Regions from separate parts of the Homo sapiens genome. Here region 1 is linked to region 2. The links are chromatin contacts, found by Hi-C or POLR2A ChIA-PET in ENCODE. All regions are on one chromosome and are shown on one strand. The core of a region is the stretch at or near the end of the contact, and the rest is flanking DNA. Distances in the headings are between cores, read along the strand shown. Region 1 holds the start of NEU3 (neuraminidase 3). Region 2 holds the start of RPS3 (ribosomal protein S3).

Region 1 (4,311 bases), core at 1,684-4,183, 410 kb after region 2:
CACTCAACAAATTTTTGTTGAATGATTGAATGAATCAGTGAGCCAGATCTTAAAGAATGAACAGTGGATTAGCCAACTGAGGGTTAAAAGGAGAAGCGCAGAGGACAAGGATGTGAAAAGCCTATAGGCAACAGAAAACAGTGAGTTTTGGGGCCTCTCAGTAGTTTAGTGTGACTACAGTAAGGTGGAGTGCAAGGGATGGGGGCAGAGGTGGGACTGAAGGGGTCAGCACAGTCCAGATCCTGGGAGGCTTAGATAACTTATTAAGGTGTTTATTCCACAGATGGGAGACCACTCAAGAATTTTTGACAGAGGAATGGCATGATGATTTTAGACCAATCTTCCAGGAAGCTTTCAGGACAGTGAACCATACGGCAAAGTTGCACTGCTTTTGGCTACAGCCTCCTAGTGTCAACCAAGACAAACTTTTATCAATAGCATATGAATATTTAGTCACTTGTTCCTAACTTGAAGAAGGGAAAAGAACTATTGCTCAGTATCATGAGGGGAACTGGGAGAGTGGCCTTGCTGAGTCCAGAAGAAAAGCCTCCCTTCATTTCAATCCCAGGCTCTCAACAGCAGAATCAAAAGATAAGCAAGGGGAGACCATCTTCTCACTCAATACTAGAGCATACTTCTCTCCCCTCAATTCAGGCTCTCCTCCCCGGGAGGGTCAGGCTTTGTTCTAAGCAAACAATCTGTCTCTGAGCCAGGCTGGTGTAATGGTTAAGAACATAGGATTTGGACCAGGCCAGGACTATGTGACCTTGGGCATGTTATTCAACTTCTCTATGCTTCAGGATCCTCCCCTATACAATTCAGCAGAGTAGGTGATAGAAATAAAATGCTTAACTACAGTGGCTATTACAAGGCCTATGACATAGTATGAGTGCAATATATGACAGTTATTATTTTTAAACTACCAATTACTGTATATTCTAGTTTTATTCCTTGAATCCTGTGGATAACAATGACAATAATAACAATTACAACTCCCTTTCTTAAAAACATTTAAATCCCCCTTTATTGCTGAAAGAGAACATACTTTAAACTCTTAACACCTTAATTACAAGTTAAACCAACACTACTATCATCAGTCAACATGTGACTATTAGTTAAATCTAAACAGGAATTCTCCAGGTGATAAGAAGAATGGAGCACAGGATAGGCATGGAGCGGGTTAGGGCTCAGAACAGGAAAGGAAGAGGCTGGGTGCGGTGGCTCATGCCTATATTCCCACCACTCTGGGAGGCTGAGGTGGGCAGATCACTTGAGGTCAGGAGTTCGAGACCACCCTGGCCAACATGGTGACACCCCATCTCTACTAAAAATACAAAAAAAATTGGCCAGGCATGGTGGCATCCACCTGTAATCCCAGCTATTCGGGAGGCTGAGGCAGGAGAATCACTTGAAACCAGGAGACGGAGGTTGCAGTGAGCCGAGACTGCACCACTGCACTCCAGCTTGGGTGACACAGCAAGACTCCATCTCAAAAAAAAAAGGAAATGGAGAGGAAATAGGGAAATAATCACCAAAGGAGAAGCACAACTTGTCACATGGGCTGGATTCAAGTCTCAGCTCCATTTCTTGCTGCATGACGTTTTGATGGTTACTCAACCTCTAGGTCTTGGATTCCTTGCTTGTAAACTATGGATAATAATACCTACCTAAGCAGATCAATATGAAGAACCACTCAAAAGTGTTTTATAAATTTTAAACTGCTGTTTTAATAGGTGTCTTTAATTATAAATTTTGATGTCCTCACAATTTCATTTATGCTTTATTATCACTATAACAATTAGAGCCATTAATTTTTGTAATTATGCTGATCGTGTTGATGACAGAAGTAATATAGATGGTGATTCTGGCATTGCCACCCAAAACGTTTCACACAAATCAGGTGCTGGAAACGGGATAGAAAATAATCAGATATGGGCCTGCTCTGGGGTTCATTTAAGCAGAGAATTCAAATGATTACTTGCTGCTCGATATAATCACTTTCCCATCAAGTCCTTCCCGCTTTCTTACTGGGAGAGAGTATAGCCTAGCATGGACTCTGAAGTCTGACTTATCTTTGACACTTACTAGCAAGTCACTTTACTTCTGAGCTTCAGTTTCCTCACTTATAAAATGGAGATAATACCGCCTACTTCTCAGACTATAATAATGTAATTCCACAGCCTCCAACTAACCCAATGAGCCTCCAGTGAATCCCAGGAGGCCTTCCTATCTCATTTATTCACTCCTAACAAGTAATATTTAAGGAGCACCTACCACGTGCCAGACCTTTGAAGATCTGTAGTCTAAACCCTCTCATGGTATAGATGGGAAAACTCGGGCCCGGGATGGGGACAAAGCTTACTGAACGCCACTCCACAGTAAAATCTGGACCAAGACCCAGGTCTCCTAAGTTGAAACTGAAGCTCAGGGCTCTTTCTGCCGCCCAGAGACCTTTGGTAAGCAGGGCTTTTCCAGTCTCAGTTCCCTTTCATCTCTGGAGTGATAATTCTGAGGTTTAAGTTCGGCTTCTGTGAGAACGAATAAAAATAGGACTAGCCAAGAATTCTCTGGCCAGGTCAGATCCTAGCCGACTAGGTGGCTCTGTCTCAATAATCCAAGGCTGGATTTCCCAAACGCAGATGGTCTTGCTCAACCTGTCCCCACAGTTGAGTCCTCCTCGGGGAGCTCTCCTGTCTCCCAACCCCGCTCACCTGCACTGGACCCCGGCTCCTCCGTCTCTGTCGGGGCAGAGCTGGACGCCGGGGATTCTTCCATGGGGCGCGGGGGCAGGTCCGCAGGTCTCATTCGCCGAAGCCCGGAAGAGGCACCGGCCCCAAGGCTGGGGAGACTGAGACAGAGGAGGATAGAGAGGGAGAAACAACTGAGACGGAGGACACGGAGACAAGCCCCGAGAAGCGAAGAGCGTGTCGACTGCCGGAAACAGGTAACGGCAACGAAAAGAGGCGGGCGCAGGCTGTAGTCAGTGGCGGTTGGGGCCAACCGTTGGCCTACTCCGCGAGCCCTCCCCGTCCCGCCCCCTCGGCGCTGCCCCTCCCTCCAGCCCGCAGCTCGGTCCCCACCACGGCGTGGGACCGGCACCACCTCCACCCTCGCCAACTCAGCTCAAGCCCTGGGCCCACCTCAGTTCCCAACGGCCGCCTCCTCTCTTCAGTGCCACAGCCCCGAGCTCTTATATTGGTCTGTAGCTCGGTATCACCGCCTAAAGCTTCCCTGGACAGCCTGAGAGTTGAGCAAAGGTTCCCGGCCTCAGAGGGTACCCTACAAAAAGGACCAGAGGTCCAGAGCATTGGCTACTCTCCTTGCAAAATATGAAAATGAAAATATATTCATATATATAATTTATGTGTGTGTATATACACACATTTACATACATAGATTTGTCACATAGCACTGAGTCCATTCTTCTGTTTCACAGTACCGGAATTTAAGCCCCCCTCTCCCCAGCCAAAGAGGAAAGGACTGATCTAAGGTCATTTTTTATCTGGGACTAAGTACAACGTAAAGGTAATAGGCTGGGCCTGGTGGCTTATGCCTACAATCTCAGCGCTTTGGAAGGCCTACGTGGGAGGATGCCTTGAGCCCAGGAGTTGGAGGCTGTGGTGAGCTGTGATTGCACCACTGCACTCCAGCCTGGGTGACAGAGCGAGACCCTGTCTCTAAAATATAACAATTTTAAAAAGAAGAAATTTTACAAACGCCAATAAAAGGAAAGACAGACTGCTAACTTAGAGGACATAAAAATGTAAAGCTTCTGTAAATTTGAATTCGTGATATTTTTCTCATTAAAAAAAATCCTGTGCTGAGGCAGGGAACATACAAGATGAGCCTGGAACATCGTGGTGCCACAAGGAAAGAACTCACAAAATGATGAGGGTTCTTTGAAAGAACATAGGTGCCAACCTCAATACAACCTGCTGTATTTTTCTAAAAAAAAAAAAAAAAAAAAGAAAAAAAAAAAGGCCTAGAACCAGAGACCAACTCATCGTAATAAGCCCAAATAATGGGTCTTTTTTATTTTTATTTTTATTTTTTGAGATGGAGTGTGTCTCTGCCGCCCAGGCTGGAGTGCAGTGGCGTCATCTTGGCTCACTGCAAGCTCCGCCTCCCGGGTTCACGCCATTCTCCTGCCTCAGCCTCCCGAGTAGCTGGGACTACAGGCGCCCACCACCACGCCCGGCTAATTTTTTGTATTTTTTATAGAGACGGGGTTTCACCATGTTAGCCAGGATGATCTCGATCTCCTGACCTCGTGATCCGCCCGCCTCGGCCTACCAAAGTGCTGGGATTACA
Region 2 (4,110 bases), core at 579-3,078:
TTTGTAGAGCGGGGGTTTCCCCATGTTGCCCCGGCTGATCTTGAATTCCTGAGCTTAAGTGATCCTACGCCTGGCCTTAAAATCTAGCTTTTAAGAAGCAATTACATTCACTAAGCCCAGATTCACTGTTCCGTCTGTCCCCTTAAGTTCATAAAGGATAAACCTGCCGGGCGCGGTGGCTCACGCCTGTAATCCCAGCACTTTGGGAGGCTGAGGCAGGCGGATCACGAGGTCAGGAGATCCAGACCGTCCTGGCTAACACGGTGAAACCCCAACTCTACTAAAAACACAAAAAATTAGCAAGGTATGGTGGCGGGCGCCTATAGTCCCAGCTACTCGGGAGGCTGACGCAGGAGAATGGCGTGAACCCGGGAGGCGGAGCTTGCAGTGAGCCGAGATCGCGCCACTGCACTCCAGCTTTGGGGACAGAGCAAGACTCCGTCTCAAAAAAATAAATAAATAAATAAACCAACTTAGCATTTATAACAATTATAGGTGATGGCCAGTCAAATGAGTTTTACCTGGTGGCTAAGATAATGATTTCTGTCCTGGTTGGTGTAACTCGCACCTCAACTCCAGAGTAGCCATCTTCAGCCAGCTCCCGAGTAAGAAACTCATTCAGTTCAGCTTTGAAGATGCCATCAGCGACAAACTAATCCAAACAAAGCAAAGTTCAAAATTAGGAGATCGGTGTAGGCTCACTTTCGCCTGAGCCAGTCTAGTCTTATTAGTCAATGCATCCCTCACCAAAACTAAATACCTCCAACCAATGGTTCCAAACCCTTGTTCCAACAGGAGTGCAGCAACCCTTCTCAGACAAATGCCTCTAAGTCATCTTTAGGAAATTACTTCAACCAGGGCTCTTTAAACTGTGCCACAGAACGCAGCACAGAGTAGGCCACCTGGGCAAAGAGAACATCCCCAAGTCAGACTCGTCATCATCTCTTCATCGAAGGGTTTAAAACAGTTCCACATGCAAAACAAGAAACTGCTCTAATGGCCTATTTACACTTCATTCAGCACAGCAAAGACACTGTACTTGTCACTGTTAAGGAATAGATAGTAGACTTAACATATAAGCTCTCTCACTTGTAGACACAACCTGCACCGTCTAAAGAATCCCAGCCATGTTATTTGGCTTTACGGTACCAACAGAGCTGGCAAATCCTAACTCTCGAGAAGTTGTGGATTTAATTTTGACATCGAAGTGTATATACGAAATGACAAACTGTCTATTTTTAAAGCTAATGATTTTTACACAGTTCTATCCCATGTAATGACAAGGCGTTAAATCCGAGGCAGCTTCCTCCCGGGGTCCCCAGACGGAGCAAGCAACCGTCAGCAACCCTTCAAGTTGAGGTCCTGGGGCCAGCGGACTGTACCCAGAAACGACCAGTTAAGGCAAGAATACACTGCTGCCTTCTCTTCCCAAAACCACGGGATAAGACATGAGGGAAATGACACACGCCCTCAAAATACCACGTTTACTAATTCCGTTGACCGACAAATGCTCACAAACGCCTTCTCCGGGACAGAAGGGGCGCCTGGTGCCCATCTCTCTGCGCTTCACTTGGAACCCGGCCACACAGCGCCCTCCTGGCTGGGGCCTCTCACTCAATCCACCGCCATCCGCGGCCCGCAGGAACGCCAGGAAGCCTAGGCCGCTTCCAGGGCAGGCCACGGAGCTGCAGGCCTCGCGGTGGCACCCCGAGAAGCCCTCGACCCGCGCGGCGCCGTCGTTCTCCGAACCCAGTCCCCAGAGGCTCACCTTCCTCTTCTTGGATATTTGCACTGCCATCTTGCCGCCGCGCTCCGCTGAAAGGAAAGGAAGTGGCTCGCGGGCGGAAGTGAGTATAAAGGGCGCGAGCGACGACGGAGGGCTGCGCTGCGTGCACGCCTGTGGGTGCTCATGGGAAATGTAGTTTTTACGTAAGTAAGGCGTCCAGGGAAAGAAGAATGTAGGCAGGAACAGGAAAGGGGCTTCATCCAGCAGGACTTCTAAACTTCAGGGGACCTTAGAGTTCAATTCTCATAGTTTCAAAACAAGCAATGTGAGGTGCAGAGGTGGAAATTACAGGTATAAGTTCACACAGCAAGAGAGATTAACCAGCGTGGAACTCTGGCCCCTACACTTTCAGGGTGGACACTGTAATGAAAATCTGCTGAAATCCCTCAGTGAAACTCATTTAAGACTCCTCTTTGGGAGGCCAAGGCGGGCGGATTACTTGAGGTCAGGAGTTCGAGATTAGCCTGGCGAACATGGTGAAACCCCGTCTCTACTAAAAATAGAAAAATTAGCTGGGAGTGGTGTCGGGCACCTGTAATCCCAGCTACTCGGGAGGCTGAGGTGGGAGGATTGCTTGGACCTGGGAGATGGAGGTTGCAGTGGGCCAAGATCCTACCACTGCACTCTAGCCTGGACCACAGAGTGAGACTCTGTCTCAAACAAACAAACAAACAAACAAACAAAACAACTCATGTCCCCCAGTCTGTACCCATTTCCTCCATTCCAAATGATAATAATAAAACCTGATACTTACTAAGTGTCCTAGGGACTGCGTTCTGTGTCCTTTATGTTGTTCTCATTTACCCCACCTTACTTTCATCAAGTCCATTACAATTTGTAACAGAAGTCCCAGAAGGTCCCATGGGCCCGCCCTTCCTTCCTTCCTTCCTTCCTTCCTCTCTCTTTCTCTCTCTCTTTCTCTCCTTTCTTTCTTTTCTCTCCGGTTGCCCAAGCTGGAGTGCAGTAGTACGATCTCAGCTCCCTGCAACCTCCACTTCCCAGGTTCAAGTGATTCTTCTGCCTTGGCCTCCTGAGTAGCTGGGATTACAGGTGCACACCACCACACCCAGCTAATTTTTGTATTTTTAGTAGAGATGAAGTTTCACTATGTTGGCCAGGCTGGTCTTGAACTCCTGACCTCAAGTGATCCACCTGCCTTAGCCTCCCAGAGTGCTGGGATTACAGGCATGAGCCACCGTGCCTGGCCTTCTTTTTCAATTAAAAAAAATTCTAGCCAGGTGCAGTGGCTCAGGCCTGTAATCTTAGCACTTTGGGAGGCCAAGGCAAGTGGATAGCTTGAGGCCAGAAGTTTGAGACCAGTCTGGGCAACAGAATGAGACACCCTCATCTCTATGAAAAGTGAAAAAAGAAAATTATCCAGGTGTGGTGGTGTGTGCCTGTAGTCCCAGCTACTCTGGAGGGAGATGTGAGAGGATTGCTTGAGTACAGGAGGTCTAGGCTGCAGTGAGCCGTGATTGTGCCACTGCACTCAGCCCGGGCAACAGAGTGAGACTCAGTCTAAAAAAAATAAAAAATTAAAAATGTCCCTTCATTTTTTAATGAAGCTTACAGAACAGTTGAAAAAACTGTACGTGTATGCATCACCAAGCTGAGGGGGAATTGAGAATGATGCTACAATTAATATTTTGCTGTTGCTTTATCGTGGATCTACTCATCCCTGTAGCCACCCACCAATACATCTTTTGAGGCATTTCAAAGTAAGTTGCAGACATTGGTAAACTTTACCCCTAAACACTTCAATAACAGTTTTATTTTATTTATTTATTTATTTTTGAGACGAAGTCTTACTCTGTTGCCTAAGCTGGAGTGCAGTGGTGCGATCGCCGCTCACCGTAACCTCCACCTCCCGGGTTCAAGCGATTCTCCTGCCTCAGCCTCCTGAGTAGCTGGGACTACAGGCAAGCACCGCCATGTCCAGCTAATTTTCATATTTTTAGTAGAGATAGGGTTTCACTATGTTGGCCAGGCTTGTCTTGAACTCCTAACCTTGTGATCCGCCCACCTCGGCCTCCAAAAGTGCTGGGATTACAGGCGTGAGCCACCGCACCCAGCCAACAGTTTTATTTTAAGTTTGAATAGTTTTCTTCATTTAAAAGTCAGGGTATTTCTCTCTAAAACTATTTTAGGTTTTTCTTAAGGATATAGAAATATCTAGCAAAATAGTGAACCCACATTTCTTCATGGGCAGTGCTCTCCTTTCCTGTTACACAAAAAGAGTCTTTCCAAGGTGCCACACTCCCTGGCAGCACCACTCAGTTATTTTCTGGTCCTAGAAGCCATTGGAGTGTTTAACTCCAGCTCTA

The links. Hi-C counts contacts between places; a loop is a spot of excess contacts on that map. ChIA-PET counts read pairs that join two places held with the same protein, here RNA polymerase II (POLR2A). Pooled maps may share reads with other maps.
Region 1: a map of naive thymus-derived CD4-positive, alpha-beta T cell shows a loop between it and region 2 (15-fold over the local background). The contact joins the promoter of NEU3 here to the promoter of RPS3 in region 2. A Hi-C loop is called at or near these places in 1 of 168 maps with a recorded cell type or tissue (naive thymus-derived CD4-positive, alpha-beta T cell) and 7 of 50 pooled maps. POLR2A ChIA-PET finds 5 or more read pairs at or near these places in 2 of 52 experiments (activated CD8-positive, alpha-beta T cell and activated T-cell).

What each region holds. Positions count from the first base shown.
Region 1 is chr11:74,987,555-74,991,865 of GRCh38, reverse strand. NEU3 (neuraminidase 3) reads right to left here and starts at 2,933. Exons shown (of 3, transcript NM_006656.6): 1 at 2,712-2,933. The coding sequence starts at 2,805. RefSeq lists enhancers at 2,664-2,853, 3,134-3,183.
Region 2 is chr11:75,397,236-75,401,345 of GRCh38, reverse strand. RPS3 (ribosomal protein S3) reads right to left here and starts at 1,828. Exons shown (of 7, transcript NM_001005.5): 1 at 1,769-1,828; 2 at 522-652. The coding sequence starts at 1,798. It overlaps SNORD15A (small nucleolar RNA, C/D box 15A), which reads right to left and starts at 955; the gene lies at 808-955. RefSeq lists enhancers at 402-1,265, 1,492-1,851.